2 separate regions of the Homo sapiens genome follow, and region 1 is linked to region 2. Evidence: read pairs that join two places in POLR2A ChIA-PET (ENCODE). Cell type or tissue: K562. All regions are shown on one strand. Each heading gives the region's core, and the rest is flanking DNA. Links, peaks and the distances in the headings are about the cores only.

Region 1 (15,137 bases), core at 6,181-10,180, 140 kb after region 2:
GTGCCCTGTTTTCTTTTATTGGAGAATAGTTTTAGAAATTGGAGAATTTAGAAATTGGAGAATAGTTTTAGAAAACAAGATTGGGCACTATTTATGTTTATTGCTAATGAGTTTTCTTTGCTTCTAGGCCCTATGAAAGTTTTAACTTTTAAATTTTTTAAGCTGCTTGAGCTGCTATACTAAGCAACTATTTCTGTAAATGTTGGTGGCCAAAAGTGTTAAATAAATAGTTTAAAATTTGTTTTTCATTGGGGAAAGAATGTTGTATTGTAGTTACAGTTGAGAATTGCCAAAAATAAAATTTAAAAAGAACAATACTTAGAAGAACATTTCTAAAAACATTTCTTAGAATTGTATAATTGTCTCAGTCAACTTGCTTTTATTATTTTTCAAGATAATTTTTAATGATTTTATACAAAGCAGTGATTCCCTGGGTAATGATTGTGAAGATTTTGCCTTTTGTGCTTCTCTTTTACAGTGGATTTTTCATTTATTTAACTTGGATTAGAATTAGAAATGCAAATACGTCAGCAATTGAATTTACCCCTTGGAATCTTGCTTTTTGCTGGACATTTACTATCTGAATTACACAAAGGAAAAAAGACAAGGAGCAGTGTCTGTACCCAGGAGTTATTGTCTAGTAGTTAATAACAAGCACTGTACAAGCATTGATCAGTCAAAACAGGAAATTTAGAAACAACCAGGAGACCATATCAGATGTATTCTGGGCAAATATCACCCCTGCCCAGGCCTAAAGAACTGCCAAAAATCTTTAAAATATTGGCTTATAAATAATGTGAAGTAGAAAAAAAATTTAAACATGACATCTCAGTGATATTTCTGCAAAGGGAGGTTTTTTTTTAAATAAAGAAGTGACAGTAAAATTGATTTTCACTAGCTTTAAAGACAGTATCATCCTCTGTATCGTAAGATATTACTCTGAGAAACACCCCTTCATTCTTTCAGGTGAAAGGCAGCCTATTATCACAGGCAGCCAACCACTGCAACAGCTGGTATTGACAAAGGCTCTGACCCCTTTTGGTTAAAAATGAAGCAAAAATCTGAGTGTTCGTAGGGCTTCCTAACCTCCGGTTGAGCTATATGTAAGAACCCTTCACCCATTATAATAATCCAGGTATGCGATGTTGTATTACAGTGACCTGCAGGGTCATGACTTAGTGAGAGGCATTCTTTGTCAACACAGGGAAAGTTAACACAGAAGGTAAAATTTAGAAGAAAGGTGAATGGTTATAATATTCTTTCAGTGCGTGTGTGTGTGTGTGTGTGCGCGCGTGCACGCACATTTGTGTGTATATATTTGTATATTCCTTCAGCAACATGTCATATGGTCTAGGAATCCCTGGGCGATTTCTGGTTTTGGAGAATAGGATGTGAATGTACCTCTGAAACTGACAGAATGATGTATTACCTTGTAGGTCACTGGAGTAGAGTCCAGATGTGCTTAAGCATTTATGAAAAGTTACCTATTGTCACAGAGGCCCCGTACCACATGAGTCCTGTGAGACTTTAAAGGAAATCTAACCAAAATTGAACTCTATTTCAGGTATAGCATTTTCTGTGGTTTGATAATGACATTATACCTATTAAAATAATTTTTTGCCCTCATTATTAAAACCATTAGTTTATTTAGTGACTTCACAGTCACAAGTTTTTTATATTTCCTGGGCAAGCAAAACCTCAGTAGCATAAACTTAGTTTTGTCACTGCCCCGGGGATCCCACTTCATATGGGCCAATAAATTTCCAGGCAACTACAAGTATTATGTCATATGTGCAAAAATGTGATGTCTTTTTTGATCCAAACCTTTGCCAGACATTCAAGAGAGGTTAGGATGTAGTAAGTGTTTGTAAAAGACTGGAGCTCTCAGTAGGCCAAGTATAGCGTAGAAACTGGCAGTGGTGAAAACCTGGCTGCAGGTACAAGAGAACACACGTATATGGATTGTAGTTACAGCTTTAGTGTGAGCGAATTAATCTTCATTGTACGAGGGACCCAATGTAATTCTTCAGACGTTTTTGTGGAAAATCTTCGTGAAGGAGACTTAGATCATTGTTGTGCCGTAGAATTTCTCTGATAATGGAAATGTTCTCTCTTTGTTGTGCAATATGGCAATCAGTAGCCGTTTTCATGTATCAAACACTTGAAATGCGTTGAATGTGACTGAGGAATTGAATTTCAAATTTAATTTTAATGATGTTTTAAATTTAAATAGCTACATGTGGTTAGTGACTACCTTTTGGATAGCACAGCTCTAGATGGCTAGGTTTGGCATGTCTACTCGTGAGATAATGTCTGTGAAAAACTGTGGCATGCAGCCGGGTGCAGTGGCTGACGCCTGTAATCCCAGCACTTTCGGAGGCCTAAGCAGGCGGAACACGAGGTCGGGAGTTCGAGACCAGCCTGGCCGATATAGTGAAACCCTGTCTCTACTAAAGATACAAAAATTAGCCGGGCATGATGGCACATGCCCGTAGTCCCAGCTACTCGGGAGGCTGAGGCAGGAGAACCGCTTGAACCCAGGAGGTGGGAGGTTGTGGTGAGCTGAGATCGCACTACTGCACTCCAGCCTGGGTGACTGGGCGAGCCTCCATGTCAAAAAAAAAAAAACAAAAAAACCCCACAAGAACTGTAGTATATGAAGTGTTCAAAAAAATGTTTACTTTTCCCCTTAGGAAGTGTGTAGACCCCCTTGATACTTTTTTAAAACAACAACCCACAGGTTAATAAATCTTTTGTTTTAACTTTCCCAGTATAGTGCCATTGCTCATGTACCTCTTAAATTTCATGATGGTATGAGGAACCTTTAGAGCTGCAGTTATAGAGAAGTACATAAAAACAGCGTACCTCTCTTAATTGTGCGCCACCCCCAAATGAAAGAGAACATAATGACCAATTTGTATCCATTTTGTTCCCCAGCACTGGCTTGCGTGAACATGATTTAGAATGCTTTGCTGCTTTTGCCATTTTGGTGTACGTTTGAATAAAAGGGAAAGCTTGAAAGGGGACACAAAGGTAAGAAAGAAAAGAAGGCCTAGAATTAAAGAGGGAGAAAAAGAAGCGTGAGTACCCGGAGAGCTGCGAGGACGATAGCAGCCGTCTGCGGCTCGGAAGAACTGATTGTAGATCTACAGGAAGTGTGCTGTTGTGCTGCTGGCGGAGGCCGTCCCTGAGGAAGTAGGAGAAGACCACTAGGGCTGTGTCTAAGGTAACTGTAAGGCCTCTCCATCCTTTCTGCTGATTATGACTAGCAGCTAATTTGGATCTGATTTATACTGTGGGGAAGAAGCTTGGAGAGAAACGTGGGGTGCCAGTGTGATGGGGGTGGGTCAGTGAATGGCGGCTTGCTGTCTCTGTAGATCAGGCCACAAGGCCACTGCTGGGGCTGCCTCTTTTGTCGTAGGGACTTAGTCTAGAGTTTTATTGAAGGGTACGTAAAAGATCATACAAATAAACATATTCTGAAGAATACATTCATCAGTACAGTCTAATTTAAATCTCCAGATAGTTGGTAATTTTGCTTTTTATGGACAAGTCTTTTCATCGAACTATTTCTATTTCTATGTGATCTTGTTGTATTTTAAATGTTAATTTATTCTTCCAATCTCTTCTTCCTTACTTTCATCCCAGAATTTTTTCAGATCTGTATGTTTCTACCAATGTGGCTCTCAGGTTGTCCCTAATTTGTCAGAGGCTGTAGTACCATATTTTCTTAACTGGTAGTAAACAAGATATGACGATAAATGGGACCTAAGGATACTTCTAATGAGGAATACTTTTGTCTTCACATGTTTTATTGGGTTTAACTAGAATGTAGAATGAAAAACAATATGACTTCTCTGTTTTCTTAGCATATTTTGTTCTTAATTTGGCTGTACTTATTAGAACTCCTCCAAGATTTCCTATAATCATTACATTAAAAGCCTTCATTATCAATTGAAATGCATCTTTTGTAACTACATTTCTTTTTTTTTTTTGACTTTACCTTTTACCTTTTTAAAAGCAATGAATGCATTACTCTTGCCAAGAAAATGTAAAGATCCCAGGAGGACTTACTGTTCTCCTTTTTCCCTAGAGAGAGCTAATCTCAAGTTCACTCTTTTTTTATTAATAGTTGGATTGAGATACATTTAGTCTCATATTTACTCTTTAAAGAATATGTAATCATTACAATCATTACTAATTTTATTTCTTTTCCCTTAACCCTTTTAAAGTTATAAGGAAATAATACTGCATTTTAACATTGATAGGTACCGTAATTTTGGATTTTATTTTATTGTAGCATTTACATTAACTGCGAATCTTGGCTTTAAAAAAGCCACACATAGGTTAGGCACAGTGGCTCACGCCTGTAATTCCAGCACTTTGGGAGGCTGAGGTAGGAGGATCGCTTCGGCCCAGGAGTTCGACACCAGCCTGGGCAACACAGCAAGACTTCATCACTACAAAAGAAAAATTAAAAATGAGCCAGGTTATTTTGGAGCTTTAACATTTAACAACTGCCCTGCTGGGTTCCAAAGTTGCAGGAGTTCTGTAGCCCCTTTCTTTTTGCCAATTTCTTCAATTAAACCTCTTTTCTTATAAATTAAAAAAGTAAATAAGTAAATAAAATAAAAAATAGCTGAGCATGATGGCACATGCCTGTGGTTCCAGCTGCTTGGGAGGCTGAGGAAGGAGGATCGCTTGAGCTCAGGTATTCAAGGCTACAGTGAGCTATAATAATACCACTGCACTCCAGCCTGGGTGACAGAGTGACACCTTGTTTCAACAACAGCAACAAAAACAACAACAAAAGCCACACATAGCCTCTTCTGTATCCAACTTTTAAGTGAAAGTTCTTAAGATCTTCAATGTATGATTCTTAATTTTTTCCGTAATAACAACACTCCAGTGTTTTCAGATGTTTCAGATTGTATCTGTTTTTGTGCAGTGGTTCTCAAACTTCAAGGTGCATCAGAATAACCGATTGCTGAAGTTTCTCATTTATTAGGACTGGGTGGGACTCAACTGCATTTGAACAAGTTCCTGACTTACTGATGCTGTTGGTCCGTGGCCATACTTCAGGAATGACTGTGTTATCATATTTGATTCTTCGAGAATCCAGTGAGATCTTGGGCAGATACAGATAGGGAAAATGAAGCTTGAAGACATTTGTGATCTTTTTCCAGCGACACATCATGAATTAATGGTTGAACAGGTACCAGAACCCATGAAGACCTTTCTGGTTTTCTCCTGCTCATGGCAAGAGTTCAGTTCCCAAAAGACATCTCTCTGATTTCAAATATGTTTGATCTTTTTGTCTTATTCTTTTAAGAGCTATTCATGTGTTTGGATACACACCCCTAATATTCACATTTATTTATAATATATGCTTAAAATTTTCTTGTCTTTCAGTTACATGACTAATTTTTGTGCCTAGAGATGTTCTAAAAATGCAGTGTCTTTCTGAAGAAACAAAACCTTACATAACTTGTCAAGGCCACCCAAGGTTAATCATGAGGAAAAACGTTGAATTTTTTTACCCACCAGCCTAGTCTTCTGGCATTTTTTCACTCTAGCTTGCGGTGATGGTTCTAGGCAGGACCATTATTTGTGGGTCCACCAAACGAGGAATGATCCAAAACAAAGAATCTCAAAACCACATCACCAGACCCTCGCAGAAGGGCCCTGTACTGATTTCAAGGATACTTTTATATTTTGCTGCTTCCATGGAGAACTGATAGTTGGTCTTTAATTGGTACCAAAACATTGAAACTCCTGCGTGTAAGGCAGTGACATACAGAATGCACCGTGAGGTGCGTTTTCTCCGTCTTCCCCTCAGTTTCTCTCTGAACTACCTTAGGGTATTCAGTATGTGGAGCATGTGGACTAGTGTCTTGAACCCGGTGTCAGCCATCCATCAGGATTTACCTGTTGAATATTGCATGGTAAGCTTTGCTAGTATAGTGAGGAAGTGCTGTATGCTTTTCTGATACTGGCTTTTCTAGTTCCTACCTCTCATTTTCTCTTGCTTTCCTTCTTCTGTTCTACTTTGATGTTGGGGCCCCTGAAATACCTTAATCCAAAATAGAAGTCGGGAGGGAAAAAATGATAGCTGGAGAACAAGGTGAAAATCTTGACCTCGACTATCTTCTATTATTTAGTATAGTGTTGGCTTTTTGTGTGTGAGTTGGGGAGGGGGACAAAGAAAATCATGATTTTTAAAAAATTTAGTCTAATTGAGTAGTAATTTAAATCAGTGAGCTTTAGCGACTCCCCTACTTCCCATGCTTCCTTTTTTTTTTTTTTTTTTTTTTTTGAGACAGAGTCTTACTCTGTCACCTAGGTTGGAGTGCAATGGCACGATCTTGGCCCACTGCAACCTCTGCCTCCCGGGTTCAAGCGATTCTCCTGCCTCAGCCTCCCGAGTAGCTGGGACTACAGGTGCCTGCCACCACGCCTGGCTAATTTTTGTATTCTTAGTAGAGACGGGGTTTCACCATATTGGCCAGACTGGTCTCGAACTCCTGACCTTGTGATCCACCCTCCTTGGCCTCCCAGAGTGTTGGGATTACAGGCGTGAGCCACCGCGCCCGGCCTCCCATGCTTTCTAATGCTGAAATAAAACTCTTAAGTATACGCTACGGTCTGTGTGTGGTGCTTTATACGCACCATTTTACTTAATCCTTTGTTAAGCAGTATTATTTTGAGGAAACAGATTGAGAGCGATTATGTAACATGGCCAAGGTCTGACACTTAGTAAGTGATAAACTTGGGTCTTAAATACTAGTCTTTTGGACTTGGGCATTTAAGGACGACTAGCCTGTATTACCTTTCCTTTGAGATCCTTCCTCAGATAGGAGGTGAATTTAATAATCTGGATTTCTTGAAATAAATTAGACTCCACAAAAACAAATCCTGCCTTTAAAACTGATCTCCATATTTCCCCTTGTTTGTTACGGTGCCAGTTCTTTAAACATTTGCTTGAAAAGAGAAATGTACATGTTGCTTTTAGAGACACGTGTCTCCTAAGCACATACAAATGACAGTATTTTGCCGTTGCTGTGCCTGGGAGTTTTTATTTTAGTTATTTGGGCTTTAAAAGCAGCATATGATGGAGTTTCAATATGTCTTAAAACCACGGAGTGCTACCATGATACGTACATAAATAAACCGTAGGGGGTCTCTTTCTTTATTTTGCCCATGGAGATGTCTGATAGCTTTCAGAAAAAAGGCAGCCACCCTAAGTGACTAATGTCACCCATTTGTAGGGAAATAGTTGAGAATTTCTCCCAGAGTATATCCATTAAAAATCACTTCTTTAGCCTCTCCTGTGTCTTTAAAACCTTTTCATCTTTCCTATTTTGTCTTATATGTCCCTTCTTGTTATAGGAGTATGTATTTTAATAACAAATTTAATACAGTATTCAGTCTTAGAACCAGTTAATGTTAGCTGTATAGCAAAAACAAACATATATTCATCCAGTCAGTCATGCTCCAATATGGAATAACTGTTACCGACACTTGCGTTGTTCCCTTGCTTCCTGAGTAGCTTTGAGAAATATCATTCCTGTGAGTCTCAGCTTCCTTATGTCTAAAAAGCTGATGATAGCATCTCTTTAGATATTTGTAAGAGTTGGATGAAATAGTGTGCATTGTAGAAGAAAGCGCCTCTGTGTAGTGGGGTGGGAGGGAGGACATGGCAACAAGGTACCTTTCTCTTTAAGAAGTTAGAAGTTTGCCTTCTGGAAAACAGTTATAAAATCAAAACCCAATGGCTAGTTCGTGCTTCAGCAGCACATATACTAAAAAATTAGAATGAGACAGAGAAGATTAGTATGGCTCCTGTACAAGGGTGACATGCAAATTTGTGAAACACTTCATATTTTTAACATAAACACACACAATGGCTAATGAAACATACAGACCTTTTTTTTTTTTTTTGAGACAGGGTCTTGCTCTGTCACGCAGGCTGGAGTGCAGTGGTGCGATCTTGGCTCATTGCAGCTTTTGCCCTGCAGGCTCCAGTGATCCTCCTCACTAGCCTCCCGAGTAGCTGGGACCACAAATGTGCACCACCATGCCTGGCTCTTTTTTGTGTTTTTAGTAGCGATAGGGTCTCACCATGTTGCCCAGGCTGATCTCAAACTCCTGAGTTCAAGCAATCCACCCACTTTGGCCCCCCAAAGTGTTGGGATTACAGGCATGAGCCACCACGCCTGGCCCCAGACCTCTTAAAGAAGCATATTATGGGTAGGCCTATAATCGAGTTCTTAACATAGATATTAAAAAAAAAAATGTCAACCACAAATGTTAGTAACTTGTGCCACTTTTAAAAAGCAAACTTGTTCAGAGTTTCTGTTTGGGATGACAAAAATCTTTTGGAAATAGTGGTCATGGTTACACAACATTTTGAATTTAATGCCATTGAAGTGTACACTTAAAATGGTTAAAGTGAAAATTTTATGTTATATAAAAATATTTTTAAAAAAGTCAGTGAAGTGAATCTTTGCAGGGCTCCATTAGGCATTGTCTAGGCCAGAGAAAGCTAGAACTGGGGCCATACTGCACAGCTCCTGGGGCAAGGAGATCCTCTTTTCAGAGTCCAATCTGGACTCTGATCGCTCCTGTTCGCTGCTGTATTTCTAGCTCTAGGCCAGGACGTGCTGGATGAATGAACAGTCTGTTTGCTTCATGGTTTGTGCAACTCATTGCTCTTGCTGTAGTGCCAGACACGACAACATTCTGATAGTAGTTTGACTTCCTATGCAGGGAGAAAACATGAAGGTCAGAGGCTGAGTGTCCAGTCCTTTCACCCATTAGTTTTTTTATTGTAAATTAATAAATCGATATTTATTATACATTCTTAAAAATCCCAAAACAAGTTCGAGCTTTACAACTTGACACCAAGAGGTCTACTAGATACTTTTTATCAAGACGGCCCTCAGTGCACGTGAGGAATGTGAGCCACCAAGACCATTGATACGACAATGAAGAGAACTGTTCTTAGGGGGACTTCTTGTAATATTTCCGTCAACAAGTGCTCACATGAAACTAATGCTTCAAAATGGGTTTCTTGTACTTTGCATTGTCATTATCTCCAAGGAATGGGTTCCATTATTGTGGGGTTGTTTGCTTGTTTGTTTAATTCATAGTTTTCTATTCAAACAATGACTTGTTAATCATGTTTGTTTCAAAAAAGATGAATAAAAATTTACTGGTCTCTTTAGGGCTGCAGTCTTGCTTAGAAATGAACGGAATCTAGAAATATTTTAATTAAGAAATTTAAAAGTTTCAAAGCTTGTAGTTTTAAGATGTGCTTGTTTTTTCACAGTGGAGCTATTGAAAAATCCCTCAGCAGCTTGCTTTACCACTGTGTTTTCTGCAATGATCCTCTTGAGCATTTTAAAAGAAAAAAAATTGTGCCAAATTAGTTTTAAACATTATTCCTTGCTTTCTGTTCTCTTCATGTCTATGTCTTGTGTTTCTTTGCCTGAACACAGGACATAAGAACCTTATTGTTTTCTCAGAGTGCTTTTGGGTCCTTATTTGATATCTTTTCCACTCTTCATTCCTATTTGTTTCTCCTTTCTTTTCTTTTCTTTTTTTTTTTTTTGAGACAGAGTCTCACTCTGTTGCCTAGGCTGGAGTGCAGTGGCACGATCTCTGCTCAATGCAGGCTCTGCCTCCGGGTTCACACCATTCTCCTGCCTCAGCCTCCCGAGTAGCTGGGAATATAGGCGTGCGCCACCGCACCAAAGTGCTGGGATTACAGGCATGAGCCACCTTGTTTCTCCTTTCTTAAACGCAGATCTTTTGACTGGAGCTGTGGAACTGGGGTCAGAGTTGAGCTCCATCAGCACATCACCTCGTTATCTAGCACATCACACCTACTTTGTATGTTTGTGTAGCAGACCATTTCTTCTTTCGTGTTTCCTCATTTTACATTTCATCTCTTCAGTCACAGCGAAAAGTTGTTCCGTGAGACCTCTTGCATAATGACTCTAAGGGGCTTCAGAGACATTCTCCTGCGAGGTAACTGTGCCTGTGATGTGGGGAGAGTGTGAGACTGGGAAGCAGAAGACCGGAATGTGATACAGCCTTTCCCACGACTTGGCTGAGGAACTGCTGTTGTGAACCTTTTGCCCTGGTGGGATTATTGTAAGTATTCAGAGGGATCATTTTGAGAGAAGTGCTGTGGACATTGACAGTGCCAGACTCTCACAGGTCAAGTTTTCATTGTCTCTTAGTTTTGGGGCTGATATGAAATGAACTTGGGTCTTTTTCTGAGGGCTTTCAGAAAGTTAGCAATTAAACAAGAATTCTAAATTCTGTTTTTTGAATTCACCCACCGTGCTGTTCTCTGGTTTCAGAGTACTTGTGCATGGTAAGGGACTGTGAGGAAAGACTTTGAAATGATTAAAAAAAAAAGAGCATGTTTTGTCTACTCAACCATCAGGTCAGCTCTGCCTTTCACTGTCTTTGAGCTGTACTAGAATTGTGTGTGCTGCAGAAAATAGACAGTAAAGCGCCTGGTTCTTGTCCATAAAATGCAGTTGTGTTTGGAGAATGCAATAGATTATTTTCCTATGCATATTGACTAGTTTTGCACATTTTACATCTTGCTGGCATTTCTGATGCTTATGTATTTGTGTCTTCTTTGAATTCTTTTAAAAATCAGACTTAGCATCTTACTCATTTTCTAGTGAGTTAAATCTTTTATATGTGTTTTATTAATTTTGAGAATCATTATTTTGCTTTACAGAAAATTATTTCTTAACAATACAGTAAAAAACCACAATTCTGGGAATTAAGGGAACTATTTATGTTACTTTGAGCAAGGTACTGAGCTCTGGTTTTCCTCATTTAAAAAAAATGGTGAGATTTGACCGAGACAAACCTCTAGTCTGTGATTCTATGATTTTATGATTCTGTTATTCTACAATTTAATATTCTGTAAGCCCAAGGTCCACTGTCCTAAGTTTGTTAATATTTAGGTGAATTGGCATAGAATCAAGGAACTAAAGTATGTTATGTATGTAAAAATTGTGTAAGTTCTTTTTGGCATTTTTAGCATACGTGTGCACATAAATTACCATTGTACAAGATACTTTGGTGTTTGTAATTCTTGAAAAGGAATTACCAGCCAGGCACGGTGGCTCATGCCTGTAATCCCAGCACTTTGGGAGGCCGAGGCGGGTGATCACGAAATCAGGAGATCGAGACCATCCTGGCTAACATGGTGAAACCCCATGTCTACTAAACATACAAAAAATTAGCCGGGCGTGGTGGCGGGCGCCTGTAGTTTCAGCTACTCGTGAGGCTGAGGCAGGAGAATGGCTTGAACCCGGGAGGCGGAGCTTGCAGTGAGCCGAGATCGCGCCACTGCACTCCACACTCCAGCCTGGGCGACAGAGCAAAACTCCGTCTCAAAAAAAAAAAAAAAAAAAAAAAGAATCACTAACATGGCAAAACCCTGTCTCTACTAAAAGTACAAAAATTAGCCGGGCGTGTTGGCGGGCACCTGCAGTCCCAGCTACTCAGGAGAATGAGGCAGGAGAATCGCTTGAACCCGGGAGGCGGAGGTTGCAGTAGCCGAGATCGCGCCACTGCACTCCAGCCTGGGGGATAGAGCAAGACTCTGCCTCCAAAAAAAAGGAATTATATTACTTGAATTGCTATTGACAGTTTTCAGTAGTGAGTAAAGGAAGGGTGAGCATTCTCCAGGCAGCTTTTTAGATAAGAAGAAAAATTTATTTGCCTTTAAAAATTCTTGGCATATAACACCATTAGTGCTTATAGAAAATGATGGCTGTTATTGAAGTCTGTGACTTTTTAAAACCATTATTAAGTTCAAAAAGCATTTCTAAAACATCTAGCCTTACAGAGCATTGCATTAGGAAATGTAAGAAACAAATTGAAACTTTTATTCCTGCTGTTTGGGTAGTCACTATTAAGCATCAATGTGGTAGGTATGTCTGAGCCACCTCAGGGTACTGTAACAAAACTCCACAGACTGGGTGGCTTAAAAAACAGAAATTTATAATTCCTCACAGTTCTCAACACTAGAAGCCTAAGACAAGGTTCTGGCCCACTAGGTTTCTGGTGAGGTCTCTCTTCCTGGCTTGCAGATGGTGCCTCCTTGCTAAGTCCTCACATGGCCCTTCCTCATGCAAGCACACAGGGAGGAAGGGAGCAGGTCAATGAGCTCTCTGGTCTCTACCTGTGAGGACACTAATCCTATTGTGTCAGGTCCCCACCTGTATGACCTCATTTAACCTTAATTACTGTCTGAGAAGCCCCTTCTCCAAATAGAATCAGAGGGTTAGGGCTGCAACGTAAGAATTTTGGGAGGACACAAACATTTAGTCCATAATCTGTGATATTGTTAGAAGCAAGAAGTCACACATCTGAGGTACAGATTGAGGATGGCAAGAAGTAGTCTCCCCAGAGGAGGCCTGGTCATTGTTGAAGACAGCCAAGAGTTGGTGAGTTTGATGCCAATCTGGGTGCTTCTATAATTAGAAGATACTAATTATACTGACCCATTCCTATTTATCTGTTCTAATTTTTCAGTGGTTACAAGGTTTTCCCAATAGGAAAAAAGGGCAATATACTTGCTTTTCTTTCTTTTTGGATTTTAAGCCTGAGACCTCTTTGGGTCATGATATATATATTTAGATTCTTTCAGCATGTGTAACAATATCCCAGAAAGGACTAGTGTTTTATATTCTTTTAACTCCTGGTTTTTCTACCTACTGCCTTTACTGCTTTGGTGCTCATGGGAATACTGCCACTTAGGGAAAAATACAACCTGATCTTTTGTGGATCTTGGAGTGGCTTACTTGGTTTAAAATAATCTGGGACGTGGATAGGTGGAGTTATTTCAAGCCCTTCGGCTTTACTTCCATGCCTAATGTCTTTTCTCATCATTTATTAAAGCGCTTTGACTTTGATATGTATCCTGTTACCACCTTGTAAATCCTTTTAGTAATACCTTTCTATGATGAAGGTGTAAACACTGCTGTTTCTACCGCATTTACTTCTCCCTCCGTGTCATTTTTATAGGACTTTAAACCTGCTAATGTTCCAGGTTATTAATTTAAAACAGCCAGCCAAATAGTAGAAGCTTCTTTCTCATCTGTAATGTCCTGACCTCATTTTACCTGTTTCCTTTTCAAATTCAGTTTGGAAATCTCAATTTTCATAATCTTTTGAGCTACTACTTCACTTCCCTGATATTTGCAATTTAGCAGCCTTATTATTTTCAAGACTTTATATCAGGACCACACATGAAATAATTACTTTTTTTTTTTGGTGCTGGACATACTCCCCTAGCTAGTCAGGATTTTTATTTATCTTTCTTTATCTTGTAGGAAATGGAATTCTTATTTGCATTTTCCCTGATTTCTCACCTTGCTTCTTCTTAACCTTGTTCTGACAGTATTTAAGTGATGTAGCTTGGACATTGTTTGCTTTTTTATCTCTTATGCCAACCTTCTTGTATTTAGCTACATGCTTAGAGCTGCCCAATTAAATGGCATCCAGTAAACTGTATTAGGGTTTGTGCTTGAAAATGCTTTGAAGACGCAGTTGATGTTTTCTTTGTAGTTTCTCGTTATTCCTCAAGTTTGTAAGTTAGTCTAATTGAAAAGTATTGTCTGGAAAACTGCCTCGTTTACATGCAGATTTCATTGATTGCCCTGGGCTTGTACAGACTTCGCAATACTTTTGTTGATGGAGTTTCTCTTATGTGAAACACTTTAGCTACCTGTCCTTGGTTCTGGACTCTAGCTTTCCAAAAGCAACATGGAGAATTTAAAGGGGCCTTAGATAAAAGCCAAAAATAGACTTAGAAGATAAAGTTAAAGGGGTTACAATTATTTAATCTGCTAAAAATAAGGGTGTGGAGAAATTTAGCAATGTGCTAACTGTGTCTTCTCTATGTTAAGTATGCTCATTTGTACTTAGGGGCTCAGTTAGTGTCTTCTCAGCCGGGTCTGGAAAACCTGGTATTGTGATTTTGCTTCAGTATCATCATTAGGAAGGATTTAGGTTTGAGCAATGGAAGTGATGTTGAACATAGGAATGAGTGTCTGGGGAGGAGAGGCATTGTGGAAATGGCCTCCTGAGTCTTACTTCCTGGATAAGATGGATTATGGGTAAAGGTGTCTTCCAGATACAGGATTCTAATCTGATTGCTGTCATCAGTTTTATTTTTCTAATTGTGACTCAAAGTGCTTTATATGGTGGAAGAACAACAAAGTGCACCTAACTGTTTCAGAAATGGATCTCTTGGATAAGGCTGGTGAACAGGTCCAGGTAGACTGTTGTGTGGGGTACTGGAAAGAGTACTGTACTGGGAGTCATATATCTAGGTGAGGACCCAGCTTTGCATGAAAGTGGCTACCTGACCCTGAGCCTGTGACGTTATCACTTCAGTCTCCAGTTGTCCTTTTTACTGTGTGGGAGATTGGTTAGAATAATTCTTAGGTCCCCTTTGGATCAGTTCTATGTGTGACAGTGGGAGTGAGGTCATAACTATCAGGGAGGAAGAGGTGATAGAGAAGTCGAGAGATGGGAAGATTAAGTGGAGTGAAGGCTGAGGTAATAGGAGAAAGGGGAAGGAAGGGAGATGGCGAGGAGGGGTTTTCAGTGGGGAACTGATAAGAGTGTTTGTGGCCACCAGGGATGGAGTTTTACAAGTTTTAAAAGTTGATCTCTTTCTCTCTCTCTTTAATGTGCTGGATTTCAGTTACGATGAGAACAACAGTGGTGAGGTTTTACTTGGTCTCTCTTTTTAAAAATTAGATTAATTTGGCAGAATTTAAGACTGTTAACTCAATTTTCTCTTTCTGTTCCTTATATAAGTAGGTTAAAATAGTGCTCTTTCTTTGAAGATTTCAAATAATTCTTTTTATTATTACAAATGCCCCCTGTGAAATAAGCAAAGGTAATTATCTCTACGTGATCATTGGGGAAATGTAGGTACAATGTAATTAAACAATTTATTTGGGAATTTAGTATGCTAGTGTTAGAATTCATTTTTCAAATCTCTCTACCTGGCTTCTCTGCTTTAAGTTGTGTCTATGTATCTGGAGGATATGTTAGCCCACTGGTGCTTGGCACACGGGTTGTAG
Region 2 (15,137 bases), core at 4,398-8,397:
ATGAAACTGTATAGATTCTGAAGTTGTTTTTTGAGTCATGCATGCACTGAAAGAATTGTGTTATAGATGTCATTTCCTTTTTTTCCAGCATGAAACTCTTGTCTCCTTTTGTTTTTACTTCTTAATGTAGTATTTTAATTTCCTTTGTCTCTCAAGCCAGTTCATGCTTATTGTACATCATTGTTAATTTTCAGCTATGACAAAAGAAAATACTACAGCCAATGTTATGAGCAAAATCTTAATTATATCCTGTATTGGAAGTAATGTAAGAAAATAGGAAAAAATGTAAATCAGGAAGGTTGTCTTTTGAGAAATTGGCAAATATATATGACAAATGTGTCATCGAGGTCTTGACCAAGGTTAGTTTGTTGAGTGAAGATAATGCCTTTTGTTTTTGTATGATTGTCACGTTTTGCTTCAAAGTCAAAGGAGCTGCGTAAAAAGATTTCTTTGTAAGCCTTTTCTATGGTATGCTTGTATTCGTAACCCTTATGGTAAGATGTGATAGGTGAAGCTGAATGATAAATTTTAACAGTTAATGTTTTAAAAAGAAAAGGAATGGGCTGATATGTGGTACCATATTACAGACCAATTTTAAGTGGTATGATTGCTTTCTCTATTTATGCCTAAATGATCTGATTTGGCTTTTCATGGAAATAATGAACATATTTTTGCTGAAGCAAATGAGAAAATAAGTATGTTTTCAGGCAATGATCTAGGAATAAGTTTAAGAAACATTTTGTCTAGTTTCTAGTTATTGTTGAGAAAAGGAGCTCTATATCAATTATGTTAAGGACCTAAAGTTGTTTTAACAGGAATTTTCCAAAATTTGGATGTTTAATTCCAAATGCTGTCATCTAACTGATCGGTTGTTCATTATCTGGTGTACGTTTTGTACTTATCTCACCCTGGTAAGCTATCAGGAGGCTGAGCTGCTCAAATATTTAGGTTTTAACAGAGGGGTTATGGATGATCTCTTGTAATTAAAATGAGCATTGATTAAAATCTGCTCTTAAGGTCTTTTGCCTCAAATTATCTCTGCCTTGTTTTGCTGAGTGTGAGCCCTGTTCAGCTGGACACTGAGGCATTTGAACAGAGCCTAAGGTACTTTCTGATAGACCCACTGGCACTATGTTATCCGTTCCTGCCTACACGCTCTGTCCATGAGAGCATCTGACAGGTTTCTCAACTTCTATAATCAAAGGAAAACTAACGCCAAAGTTATGGTTCTCCCTTCTATCAGTAAAAAACCAAAAAAGTTAACATTCTTGTTTCTTGTGAGTGCAAATGAATGTAAATTTGTTAGCTTAACCCACTCACATACAAAGACCAGGTGAAAAAAAATATATAGATATATCTGAGTTAGTGAATACCAACCTAACTCTCTAAAGGGTGACAATAACAAGCATGGGAAACTGTGTTAAATAATTTATACACATTTCTTTAGTGCATAGACTTTTAGAACTTTTAGGATGCTAAGTATATTTTGAATCTCTAAGTAGGGTCAACATGATATTGTGTTTTTAAAACTTACTTGACAATTGTACCATGTATATTTTAGGCCTCTTACACACATTGGTAATTGCTAATTGCTAGTCAAGGACTAGCCCCCTGAGCAACAGAAGCTTGTTCTTTCACTGAGTTGTATTTTAATATTATGCCTTTCAGTGAGTACTGATATTAGAAGTCATATGAAAGGCCATTATAGTTGTGAACTGTTGTTAAGGACATTGTTCAGTGTGTTGATTAGCATTCTTGGAATAAATCCCTCCTGTGATTTAATACTTGGTGAAACTGTATGTTTTTACTTTCTGTCAGTTGAGGATTATATAAGCCATTATGCCTTCTTTTTTGCCTTGCTTGTAAGGCATCTCAAATAAATGTGACGTACAAATACTCAAATGTAATGCAGAAATTATTCAGCTCTCATGTTTAGCATGCTAAGAATTTTTACTCTCTCTTTTTGTATTTGGGCAGTTTGATAGTTAGATATCAGCTTTTGAGCCTTTATTTGTAATAGAGGGATAATACCTACCATTTGGATTGTTACGAAAATCAAGTGAAACGTGCTTCGTTATTTGCTTAGCCATGTATCTAGTACCTTGTAGAATGCTAAGTAAATGCTAGCGTGCTTTCCTTTTTCCCCCTTCCATAATTTTAATATGTTCTGTTTCTGGTTTTGCAGTCTTATTTCATACACATCTTTACTTTGAATCAGCTCAGTCTTGTTTAGAAGTGAGTGAAGTGTAAATGCTAAAACAAAAATTATGAACAGCACATTGATTTTGTAGACCCAGAAATTGAGGAGCAGATTTATAATTTTTGAAATAAGAATGAGTAAGTGGTATCAGGCATTTCAGTAATGGAAATTCCAATTTTCAGAATATAACACGAGAGACATTTGATTGAGGCTTCTTCTACTCACCAGGGCTAAATATTAGATGATCTGGATTTTATTTCCATATGAAAGTGATTCCGTGTGAAAGGAGCCGTCGCCTTTCTGATCCAAGGCTCAAGGATAGTGTCCTTCCCTTTAGTCCATTCATCTGTACATTGGCAACTGACTCAATGGTCTCTTTAGCCACATCAACACATGGCTAGGATCATGGCTTAGGTGACCATATAATTTGTCATCAAAACCAGAACTTTTCAGAGTGAAAAGGGGCACTATTAATATTTAAGCCAGGACATAGATACAAACCTAGACACATCCAGGACAAACTGGACATTTAATGATTTTAGCTAATAGTTCTTTTTATGTTGCTTTTAAAACAAAGAGATTTTATATTTGGGGGTGTGTTAGCCCTCCTGATATTTCTGTAGCAGCACAGAAATTCAGAAGGCTGTCATCCCTATTTTGAGTCTTCTGAACCACGTTTTATTTTCTAATTTGGAGTGACATTTTCCTTTTGTATTCAAAATGACTATTGTTGAATCCTGTTTAATCAGTTCCAAGACCATCTTATACATTATTAAGTAAGCTGTAATGGCTCTTTCTTTGGACTCCACTAGCCAGGTAATAACCAGGGGACAAATGAAAGCACAGAGGTGAAGCTGAGGCTTTTAATGTCCTTGCATAGTAATTGCATATTTGGCAAAGACTCATCCTGGATTATTTTCAGATTTAGAATATTGCTTTTATTTTCTATTGTGCAGTTACATTTGGACTATTAAAATTTAATGTTTATGACTCTTGATGTTCAAAACCAGTATAAATGAAAGTTAAATTTTAGGTCACCTATGTTCTCCCCACTCTTGTTTTAATAGAAAAAAGCTTGGCCAGACCACAAGCGGGAATGCAAATGCCTTAAAAGCTGCAAACCCAGATATCCTCCAGACTCCGTTCGACTTCTTGGCAGAGTTGTCTTCAAACTTGTGAGTATAAAACTCATGAAATATAGCTGGGTTTTGGTTAAATAAACATATGCAATTGCATTTTCCGGTATACCTCAGAGATGTTGCAGGTTCAGTTTCAGACTACCACAATAAAGCAAATATTGCAATAAAATGAGTCTCACAAATTTTTTGGCTTCCCAGTAAATATAAAAGTTATGTTTACATTATACCGTAGTCTATTAAGTGTTCAGTAGCATTATGCCAACAGAACAATGTACATACTTTAATTAAAAAATATATTTCTAAAACTGCTAAGGATCATTAGACCCTTCAGTGCATCATCATCTTTTCGCTGGTGGATGTTGATGGCTGCTGACTAATCAAGTGGTGGTTGCTGAACTTTGGGGTGGCTGTGGCAATTTCTTAAAATAAGACAACAGTCGAATTTGCCGCATTGATTGCCTCTTCCTTTCGCAAATGATTTCACTGTAACATATGATGCCTCACAGCTTCTTCACCAGGAGTAGGTTCCATCTCAAGAAACCACCTTCTTTGTTCATTCATAAGAAGCAACTCCTCATCTTTTCAAGTTTTATCATGAGATTGCAGAAAATCAGTTAATTTTTAATCAGTTAATTTATAATTCTTTAGGCTCTACTTCTCTCTGTTTTAAAAAAAGTTTTGCTTTTATTTTAGATTCAGGGGGTACATGTGCAGATTTGTTACATGGGTATATTGCATGATGCTGAGGTTTGGGGTATGATGGATCCCATCACCGAGGTAGTGAGCATGGTACCCAGTAGCTAGCTTTTCATCTCTTGCCCACTCCCTGCTTCTTACCTCCCCCTCGTATTCCCCAGTGTCTGCTATTCCCATCTTTGTGTCCATGTCCACCCAATATGTAGCTCTCAGTTGTGAGTAAAAACCTGTGGTATTTGGTTTTCTGTTTTTATGTTAATTCACTTAGGATAATGCCCTCCAACTGCATTCATGTTGCTCCAAAAGACATGATTTCACTCTTTTTAATGGTTGCATGGTATTTCATAGTGTTTATGTATCACATTTTCTTTATCCATTGTGCTGTTAATGGGCACCTAGATTGATTCCATGCCTTTGCTGTTGTGAATGGCACTGTGATGAGTGTATGAGTACATGTATCTTTTTGGTAGAGTGATTTATTTTCCTTTGGATATATACCCAACAGTGGGATTGCTGGGTTGAATGGTAACTCTTTGAGAAATCTCCAAACTGCTTTCCACAGTGGCTGAACTAGATTACATTCCCACTAACAGTAGATAAGTGTTCCCTTTTCTCTGCAGCCTCACCAGCATGTGTTTTTTTTTTATTTAATAATAGCCACTCTGACTGTTATGAGATGGTGTCTCATTGTGGTTTTGATTTGCATTTCTCTGATGATTAGTAACGTAGAGCATTTTTCCTATGTTTTTTGGCCACCTGTATGTTGTCTTTTGAGAAGTGTCTGTTCTTGTCCTTTGTGCACTTTTTATTTTCACTTTTTGAGACAGGGTCTCACTCTGTTGCCCCAGGCTGGAGTGCAGTAGCATGATCATGGCGCACTGCAGCCTCAACCTCTGGGGCTCAAGCAGTCCTCCTACCTCAGCTTCCCGAGTAGCTGGGACCACAGGTGCATGCCACCACGCCCCGCTAGTTTTTGTGTTTTTTCCTTTTTTTTTTGGAAAGACGAAGTTTCATCATGTTTCCCAGTCTGGTCTCAAACTCCTGGGCTCAAGAAATTCTCCCACCTAGGCCTCCCCAAGTGCTGGGATTATATAGGTGCGAGCCACTGTGGTGGCCCTTTGTCCAGTTTTTAATGAGGTTGTTTGTTTTTTACTTGTGAATTGCTTAAGTTCCTTATAGATTCTGGATATTAGACCTTTGTTGGCTGCATAGTTTGCGAATATTTTCTTCGATTCTGTAAGTTGTCTATTTACTCCATTGCAGGTTTCTTTTGCTGTGCAGATGCTCTTTATTTTAATTAGGTCCACTTGTCAATTTTGTTTTTGTTGCAGTTGCTTTTGAGGACTCATCATAAATTCTTTGCCAAGACTGATGTGTAGAAGGGTATTTCCTAGGTTTTCATCTTGATTCCAGCTCCTTCGTTCTTGCTATCACATCTACACTTACTTCCTCTACTGAAGTCTTGACCCCTCAGTGTTATCCATGAAGGTTGGAACCAAGTTCTTCTGAATCTTCTGAACTCCGGTTCATGTTGCTGTTTTGACCTCCCACTGGTAAAGCATAGGCAAAGTCGATTTACCACAAATAGTAAGGGCCCTGGCATTTTAGGAATGGTAAATGAACACTGGCTTCAACCTAAAGTCACCAGCTGCATTAGTCCCTAAAAAAAAGTCCACTTGTTCTTTGAAGCCAGGCATTGAATTCTCTCTAGCTATGAAAGTCCTAAGTGACATCTTCTTCCAATATAAGGCTGTTTCATCTACATTAAAAATCTGTTGTTTAGTGTAGCCAAATTCAATTATTTTAGTTAGGTCTCCTGGATCATTTGCTGTAGCTTCTATATCAGCACTTGCTGCTTCACCTTGCACTTTTTTAGATTTATGTATGTATGTATGTTTTGAGATGGAGTCTTGCTTTGTCACCCAGGCTGGGGTGCAGTGGCGTGAGCTTGGCTCACTGCAACCTCCGCCTCTTAGGCTCAAGCGATTGTCCTGCCTCAGCCTCCTCAGTAGCTGGGACTACAGGCGCCCACCACCATGGCCAGCTAAATTTTTTGTACTTTTAGTAGAGACAGGGTTTCACCATGTTGGCCAGGCTGGTCTCGAGCTCCTGACCTCAGGTGATCTGCCCGCCTTGGCCTTCCAAAGTGCTGAGATTGTGGGCGTAAGCCACCGCACCTGGCCACCTCGTGCTTTTATGTTATGGAGATGGCTTCTTTCCTTAAACCTTATGAACCAACCTCTGTTAACTTCCAGCTTCTCTTCTGCAATTTTCTCCCCTCTCTCAGCCTTCACAGAATTGAAGCAAGTTAGGGCTTTCCTCTGGATTAGGCTTTGGCTCAAGGGAATATTGTGGCTGTTTTGATCTTCTATATCCAGGCCACTCAGACTTTCTCTAGATTAGCAATAAGACTGTTGTGCTTTCTTATCACTCATGTGTTCATGGGAGTAGCTCTTTTCATTTTCTTTCAGAACTCTCCCTTGTGTTGACAACTTGGCTGTTTGGTGCAAGAGGCCTGACTTATGGTCTATATCAGCTTTCAATATTTCTTTCTCACTAAGCTTACTCATTTTTCTAGCTTTTGATTTAAAATGAGAGATGTGTGACTCGTCCTTTCACTTATAGGTCATTGTAAAGTTATTAATTGGCCTAATTTCAATATTGTTGTGTCAGAGAATACAGAGGCCTGAGGAGAGGGAAGAGATAGGGGAATAGCCAGGCAGTGGGAATAAGCCGGTCGGCGGAGCAGTGAGAACACGCACAACATTTATTGATTAAGTTTGTGGTCTTATATGGGGATGGTTTGTGGTACCCCAAAACAATTACAGTAGTAACATTAAAGATCTCTGATCACAGGCCACAGTAACAGATATAATAATAACCAAAAGTTTGAAATATTGTGAGAATTCCAAAATGTCACACATAGACACAAAGTGAACACGTGTTGTTAGAAAAATGGTATGGACAGACTTGTTCGATGATGTAAATCTTCAGTGCAATGTCTGCAAAGCACTATAAAGTGAAGTGTGATAAAATGAGGTATGCCTGTGTTATTCCTATTTAAGGCTGAAATTAACCCCATGTTAATGTAGAAGGTAGATTATTCCAGGGAGTGTCTTAGACAAAAAAATTTGTTCTTTTCCTATTAATCATGGAATCTGTAGCAGTGAAGAAATACACAGTCTCTCTTTGAAGGCCCTGCTATCTTCTTGTGGGAATAAAGATGGAGGAGGTTCTATCTCTGAGGTATGAGATGGTAGTAATCTCTGTTACATTGCCTTTATAACTTGGGTATTGTAAACTAATGCACAGGGCGAGCATGTCATTTTCTACTTTCCTCTTCAAGGAAGATACACATACATAATTAGTATTGACTGGAAGAGTACTTATCTTATTTCCTAAAATTCACTGAAGTGATTTCTTCGGCCCTTTTTCATAAGTGGCAAAACAGTAAACTCTGTGAAATCTTGCTGTGGTGAAGCCTTTTAGATTTTTTTACCCATCTTTAGTGTGAATATCTTTCTCAAATTATTGTAGGCTCCCGATTTGTCCTTCTCCTTTTTTTCTTTTTTGAGACAGGGACTTGCTCTGTTACCCAGGCTGGAGTATAGTAGCACAATCATAGCTCATTGCAAGCTTGAACTGCTGGGCTCAAGTGATTCTCCCTCCTCGGCCTGCTGAGTAGCTGGGACTACAGGTGCATGCCACCATGCCTGGCTAATTTTTGTATGTTTTTTAGGCATAGGGTTTCGCCATGTTGCCCAGGCTGGCCTTGAACTCCTGGGCTAAAGCAATCTGCCTGCCTCGGCCTCCCAAAGTATCGGGGATTATAGGTGTGAGCTACCATGCCCCACCTTTTCCTATTGTTTACTGACTCTTTTGGCCGGTACACGATTTTATAGAGGGTTTTATGAATATAAAAATATGGGAACTTTTTGTACAAGAGTTTTGCATTTGGAGATTAAACTGTTGAGTGAAGATACAAGTTAGATTTTTATTTTAAAGTTGTTGATTAATTCAGTCTAATGAGAGTGATGAATAGAAAGAATATATAGAAAATGTTCTTTTTGATGGACTTTCATTTAAATATACAAAGGTACTCAAACTTATTTGTTTATATATTGGAACACTTGAAATTGTTATTGGCGTTTTCCCCTTTTCCTTCACAGATGGATGGAGCACCTTCAGAATCAGAGAAGCTTTACTCATTTTATGATCTGGAGTCAAGTAAGTGATTGTCTATCAGCATCTTAAAAAAGTTTCTATAATTTGTTTGCTGAGTTGGTGAATGGATTTATTTTTAACTATGTTTTTCTGTTTCTTTATAATGTGATGCAAACCTAACAAAATTTATTTTTATATACAACTGTCACACTGGTTTATTTCACTTATTCCAGGGTAGCTTCGTCCTGATAAGGGTTAGTAAAGCGCCATGAAGATGTTCAGGTTACATGGGGTAGTGTAACCATTAGTCCAGTTGACAAAATCATTTTTCTTCTTTTTTTCTTCCCTGTTTCCCTTCTTCTGTCTCTTGGTTTCCTGTTCTGTTTTCTTTTTGATGTCAGAGAAGAGTGATTAGTGAACAGGGGGATTCCACAGAGCTTTTAGGGTTACTGATCTTTTAGACATTAAGGAAGGTAGAAGGAACAGATGACTCAGTCTCTGTGGCAGTGTGAAGCATCATTCTTCTCTGAAACTACCATGTAGGTAGCCACCTTCTTGTGATGACTTAAAAAGCTTCCCATATCTGAGTGCTAAGCAAAGGTAGGTTTCGTTTTGATTTTGTATTGGCGCAGATCCTTTTCGTTAAGGTTGTAAGTGATTTCAACTCAAAACTAGCCAGGGCACATACAGTAAATTTGCTGCACAGTTTAATACTTCTGGATGGAGACAAGAAGATGATCTAGTACAGATTTATATAAGGTTGTGGGATCTGAAGTTCCCATGGTAATAAATTATTATTTAAGAAAAGCAATGGCAACAAAAGCAAAAATTGACAAATGGGATCTGATTAAACTAAAGAGCTTCTGCACAGCAAAAGAAACTACCATCAGAGTGAACAGGCAACCTACAAAATGGGAGAAAATTTTTGCAACCTACTCATCTGACAAAGGGCTAATATCCAGAATCTACAATGAACTCAAACAAATTAACAAGAAAAAAACAAACAACCCCATCAAAAAGTGGGCGAAGGACATGAACAGACACTTCTCAAAAGAAGACATTTATGCAGCCAAAAAACACATGAAAAAATGCTCACAATCACTGGCCATCAGAGAAATGCAAATCAAAACCACAGTGAGATACCATCTCACACCAGATAGAATGGCAATCATTAAAAAGTCAGGAAACAACAGGTGCTGGAGAGGATGTGGAGAAATAGGAACACTTTTACACTGTTGGTGGGACTGTAAACTAGTTCACCCATTGTGGAAGTCAGTGTGGCAATTCCTCAGGGATCTAGAACTAGAAATACCATTTGACCCAGCCATCCCATTACTGGGTATATACCCAAAGGACTATAAATCATGCTGCTATAGAGACACATGCACACGTATGTTTATTGTGGCACTATTCACAATAGCAAAGACTTGGAACCAAGCCAAATGTCCAACAATGATAGACTGGATTAAGAAAATATGGCACATATACACCATGGAATACTATGCATCCATAAAAAATGATGAGTTCATGTCCTTTGTAGGGACATGGATGAAATTGGAAATCATCATTCTCAGTAAACTATTGCAAGGACAAAAAACCAAACACCGCATATTCTCACTCGTAGGTGGGAATTGAACAATGAGAACACATGGACACAGGAAGGGGAACAGCACACTCTGGGGACTGTTGTGGGGTGGGGGGAGTGGGGAGGGATAGCATTAGTATATATATCTAATGCTAAGTGACGAGTTAATGGGTGCAGCACACCAGCATGGCACATGTATACATATGTAACTAACCTGCACATTGTGCACATGTACCCTAAAACTTAAAATATAATAATAATAAAAGAAAAAATAAATAAAATAAAAAAACATATATTTACCATCAAAAAAAAATTAACAAGCATATAAAATAGAAAAAAAAAGAAATCATTGGGTTATTCTGTTGAATAAGTAATCTAAAGGATATGCATAGACATAAGCAACAGAGTTATGCTGTAGTTCAACTTGATGTATCTTTTCAAGTTTTAAAAGACAGCAAAGTATTCAAATTTTCTTGTTATATTACTGCTAGGTAAATAACATCTGTTACCATGGGTTTTACTCTTCACATTAGCCCTACTCAGTACTAGTGTCATACACATGACCTTAAGTGAAATGCTCTCACATGTTATTAATTGACCTGTTGTATCCTTTCAGCCTTAACACCCCATTTGTGGTATGATTGAAAATGATATTTAAGGGGGTAGTATTGGCGTTAGAACTTTTCTTCTTCTTTTGTTTTAGAACCATCTCCTTCTGTTTGGGTTGATGCCACATCATATCTTGTTTTTTGTCTTTGTTTTTTGGAGATGGAGTCTCTCTTTTTGTCCAGGCTGGAGTGCAGTGGCGCGATGTTGGCTCACTGCAACCGCCACCTCCTGGGTTCAAGTGATTCTCCTGCCTCAGCCTCCCGAGTAGCTGGGATTACAGGCGCACACCACCACGCCCTGCTGATTTTTATATTTTTAGTAGAGATGGGGTTCCACCATGTTGGCCAGGCTGCTCTCGAACTACTGACCTCAAGTGATCTGCCCGTCTTGGCCTCCCAAAGTGTTGGGGTTACAGGCGTGAGTCACGGCGCCAGGCTCCTTTATCTTGTTTATTCAACTCAGATAACTTGAAGTTGAAATTGCTGTGCTTGATCCCTGTTCTATTCATGATGTACTAGCCATATGACAAATTTAACCTATTTGAACTTTATCTGAACTTTTTAGTTCTTATTTTCTGTCTTTTTGCCTTAGAGGTGATGCTGTTTATTAGTTTAGTCATGACCTAGTTGTAAATTATTTCATGGAAAAGTCTGCTTAAGTTTACTGACTTAATAAGAACTGATAATTGTTTGTATGTGTGTACAGAATGATGTAGAAAATCTGGTAACACACAATCTCAGTGATTTTGGTTTTAATGCTTTTTCATATATGTGCGTACTTATGTTTTGATAGGTGTTTGATCTTACATTGCAGACAAAATTTGGCAGAATTTAATTGATAACATATGCATCATATTTAGTTGTCAAAAGATAAAACAATATGTATTTGCTCTTTGTCAAAATCCAATGTAAGGTAGGAAATATCTGGTTTAACAGCCAGCATTGAACACTTGAAAATTATCCTTCAGAAGTTTACTTTGAGATTGTGCTATTTATTTTCTCTTTAAAAAAGATATTAACAAACTGACTGAAGATAAGAAAGAGGGCCTCAGGCAACTCGTAATGACATTTCAACATTTCATGAGAGAAGAAATACAGGATGCCTCTCAGCTGCCACCTGCCTTTGACCTTTTTGAAGCCTTTGCAAAAGTAAGTGTTAAGTTTGCTCTTTGCTAATTCCATACATCAACCATTTGCTCCTTATTTTGTTGTTAGTTACAAAAATGTCGAGAATCTTGACAGGAAATTCAAGACCCTTAATGCCTTATATTACTTCCTTATCATAGTGAGTAGAGCATGAGAGAATGTATTGTGTGCATTGAGAAGGGTATGAATTTTTCTGTTTGATTAATATTCTTGTTATTGCCTGAGTATGTTCATTGTGAATTCTCAAAGTGTACCCTTGGAAGAAAGAGTATGCTTTCTTTTCTCAGAAGAAAATAGCATATCCCATTATTTTTTGTGAATGGACTTGTTTGCCGTTGCATTGCATTCATTGAGTTTTATGGTGGTTGTTTAAGCATAGAGCCTGTCTTTGAAATGAAAAATTTATTGAAATCCATTTCTTTTCTTTTCTTTTTTGTTTTTAGACAGAGTCTCGTTCTGTCACCCAGGCTTGAGTGTAGTGGTGCGATCTCGGCTCACTGCAATCTCCGCCTCCCAGAATCAAGCGAGTCTCATGCCTCAGCATTCTGAGTAGCTGGGATTACAGGCATGAGCCACCACGCCCAGCTAAATTTTGTTTTTTTTTTTTTGTTTTTGTAGAGACGGATGGTCTTGAACTCCTGACCTCAGGTGATCCACCCGCCTCGGCCTCCCAAAGTGCTGGGATTACAGGCGCGAACTGCCACGCCCGGCCTCCTGAAGTATTTTTTTTTTTTTTAAATGATTCCGAGGGTTTATCTTGGCCTAGGGAGGAAGAGTGCGATGATTGATTTTTTTTTTTCTTCACTAGCCCATAGGCATGAAATGATTGCTTCTTGATATTTACCCTGGGATAGGGATGACAGAAACACCCCCTCACTGCTATGGATCTGCTGTCCTCGCTTTCTCACATTGTGTGTTTGCATTTGTTTTAATGTTGATCACAATTTAATAACAAGTAAAACTTTACTTTTGACAATTTTGCCACTTATTTTGTAATTTGTAAGCACACGTTTGAAGATATATTTATGCCATTAATATTTTAAGGCATGTTTTAAAATTTACTGTTTTCTGAAAAATTAAATGTAATTGGTTTGATTGCTGGAGATTTATTCCAGTTTTTCTCAAATGTATTTTTATTCTGTATGGTACATTTTTATGATTTTCTGATTAATGTCATCTTAGCATTATATTCTGGTTATCTATAATTTAAAATTGATTTCAAAATTTACTGATTTCTTACAGTGCATCTGAAAACTTTCTCATCTATTTCATATGCTTCTGAAAATTATAACCTGTAGTAGTATCGTGTGCCGTGCCCAAGGCTGTTTTCATGTTCAACACTATAAACACGAACACCTACTGAAAGATAAAAATATACCTTATGATGATTATTACCTCATTCCTAGTGTTAAGTTTGTGGCTATTCTGTGGTAATTATTTCTATTGTTGGAAAATGTTCCAGTGATAATTACTGATGTTATTAATATCCATGAAAAATATTTTAAAATACTTTCTGTTGCTACATGTAAAATGTGAATTACTATCCTAGTTCTTCTTTCTTTCTGAAGATTTTAGTCTCATGTATTTTATAATGAAATTATCTCCATGTTGTATAGGGGGAAAATTCTGTTGCTATGATTAAGTGTACCAATTTTTAATATAATGCTTACCCTTCTCCCCACATAATATTTGTTATTGCTAGAAAATACACAGTTTTGAGATTTTTGGGCATAATTGGCCTTAGTGTGTCACTTCTGCATTAAAATATAGGTTAATAATCAGATGAAAGCAGCCAATAACCTATGGCTTCTGTACTTTCTGGTGAAAGTTTTGTTAATGTTTTTAATTTGTATTTTTCTGCTTATAAATTTGTCCTTAAATCACTCCCCTCCTTCCCGCCCCCCCAACTCCTTCTCCCTCCTTCCCGCCCCCCCGACTCCTTCTCCCTCCTTCCCGCCCCCCGACTCCTTCTCCCTCCTTCCCGCCCCCCGACTCCTTTTCCCTCCTTCCCGCCCCCCCGACTCCTTTTCCCTCCTTCCCGCCCCCCCGACTCCTTCTCCCTCCTTCCCGCCCCCGCGACTCCTTCTCCCTCCTTCCCGCCCCCCGACTCCTTCTCCCTCCTTCCCGCCCCCGCGACTCCTTCTCCCTCCTTCCTGCCCCCCGACTCCTTCTCCCTCCTTCCCGCTCCCCCGACTCCTTCTCCCTCCTTCCCGCCCCCTGACTCCTTCTCCTTCCTTGTTCATGAAAGATCCTAAATTAACCTAAATAGATCCTGCAGCTTTCAGGGATGAGTCACTGAGCCCAGAATGTTGACGGTGTGTGATGGTGCAAGTCACATCAAGCACACGGGAACTGGGTGAAGATCCCTGGGCAGAGATTTTTATCCCAGTCTACTGCTCCTCTCCTCATTTTACTCTGGTATAAAATTAATTAATCAAAGAGAAGAAACGGGCACCATAAAAAAATAACATAAAACAGGATTTTGTTTATTGAGGCCAGGTAAAGCCAGCCTTCTTCACAGCGAAAATTCAAAAGTCAGTTCATTAGGCTGTGGAAAGCGGGTCAACATGCAACTATCCCTGACTGACAGTTTGTACATACAGAGGAAGCTGCTGACTTCTGAATTTACGCTGTCAACAAGGCTGGCTATACCTGGCCTCAATAAACAAGATCTTGTTTTTTGTTTTTCTTTTGGTTCCTCTCATTTACATTCATTCAGGTTCTGTGCAGATAATAGACATACTAAGCTTATGTTTTAGCCCATCTTTTTTTTTTTTTTTTTTTTTTGAGATGGAGTTTTCGCTCTTGTCGCCCAGGCTAGGGTGCAGTGGCGCAACATCGGCTCACTGCAACCTCCGCCTCCCGGGTTCAAGCGATTCTGCTGCCTCAGCCTCCCAAGGAGCTGGGATTACAGGCGCCTGCCACCACACCTGGCCAATTTTTGTATTTTTAGTAGAGACAACGTTGCACCACGTTGGCCAGGCTGGTCTCAATCTCCTGACCTCGGATGATCCGCCCGCCTTGGCCTCCCAACGTGCTGGGATTACAGACGTGAGCTACCGCACCCGGCCAGTTTTAGACCATCTAATTTTCATTGAAAGGCATATGGAATTCTGAGAGCTTTTCTAAAATTGCTTATGTCTTAATTTTTTTGACTTTTAAATTATGGACATTTTCAAACACACACAAAAATAGAGGGACTAGTAGAATGAATCTTCATGTTTCTATCAGCTGGTTTCCCTAATTTTCAGACTCATTTTATATCTGTCATTTTTAATACTTACAGTTCACACAGATGTTCTTTCTCTTCGGAGTTTTAAACCTTCATTAGAATTAGTCTTTTCTTACCAAGTCTCTTGCCCTGCTGAGAGGTGTTTGTTAGTTGAATCTGAATTTGCTTAGCAAGTACAGCAGACTTTTATTTATTTATTTGCAGGTCTAGTGTGTACAAAATACTCTTGACACAGGGTTGTAGAAGTATGTGGCTAATTCTAAATCTCAAAATTATCTATCAAGGCAGAAAACTTCAGCAGGTCAAAAGTCTTACTTGAAGAATATGCATATCTTTATCAAACTTGCACTTCCCCTGAAAGGAAAGG

The links. ChIA-PET counts read pairs that join two places held together with the same protein. Peaks named below come from ENCODE experiments on the same cell type or tissue, not always from the same donor. Only the 100,000 strongest peaks of a DNase experiment are listed, where the experiment ranks them.
Region 1: POLR2A ChIA-PET joins it to region 2 with 5 read pairs; 1 of 35 experiments calls an interaction of 5 or more read pairs at or near these places.

What each region holds. Positions count from the first base shown.
Region 1 is chr1:246,181,764-246,196,900 of GRCh38, reverse strand. All of the region lies in intron 5 of SMYD3 (SET and MYND domain containing 3), which reads left to right. It also overlaps LOC124904573 and the pseudogene RNU6-1283P. Among named protein-coding and RNA genes, the nearest start is that of SMYD3-AS1, 81 kb to the right of the region's middle. RefSeq lists a cis regulatory region at 14,498-14,653. In K562, for the core only: no CTCF peak of the experiment used is centred there; DNase peaks (open chromatin) are centred at 8,650 and 9,837; H3K4me3 peaks cover 531 bases.
Region 2 is chr1:246,323,605-246,338,741 of GRCh38, reverse strand. SMYD3 (SET and MYND domain containing 3) reads left to right here. Exons shown (of 12, transcript NM_001167740.2): 3 at 3,268-3,375; 4 at 8,205-8,262; 5 at 11,405-11,541. Among named protein-coding and RNA genes, the nearest start is that of SMYD3-IT1, 8.7 kb to the right of the region's middle. RefSeq lists a silencer at 4,885-4,934 and enhancers at 8,507-8,666, 13,947-14,467. In K562, for the core only: no CTCF peak of the experiment used is centred there; a DNase peak (open chromatin) is centred at 6,481.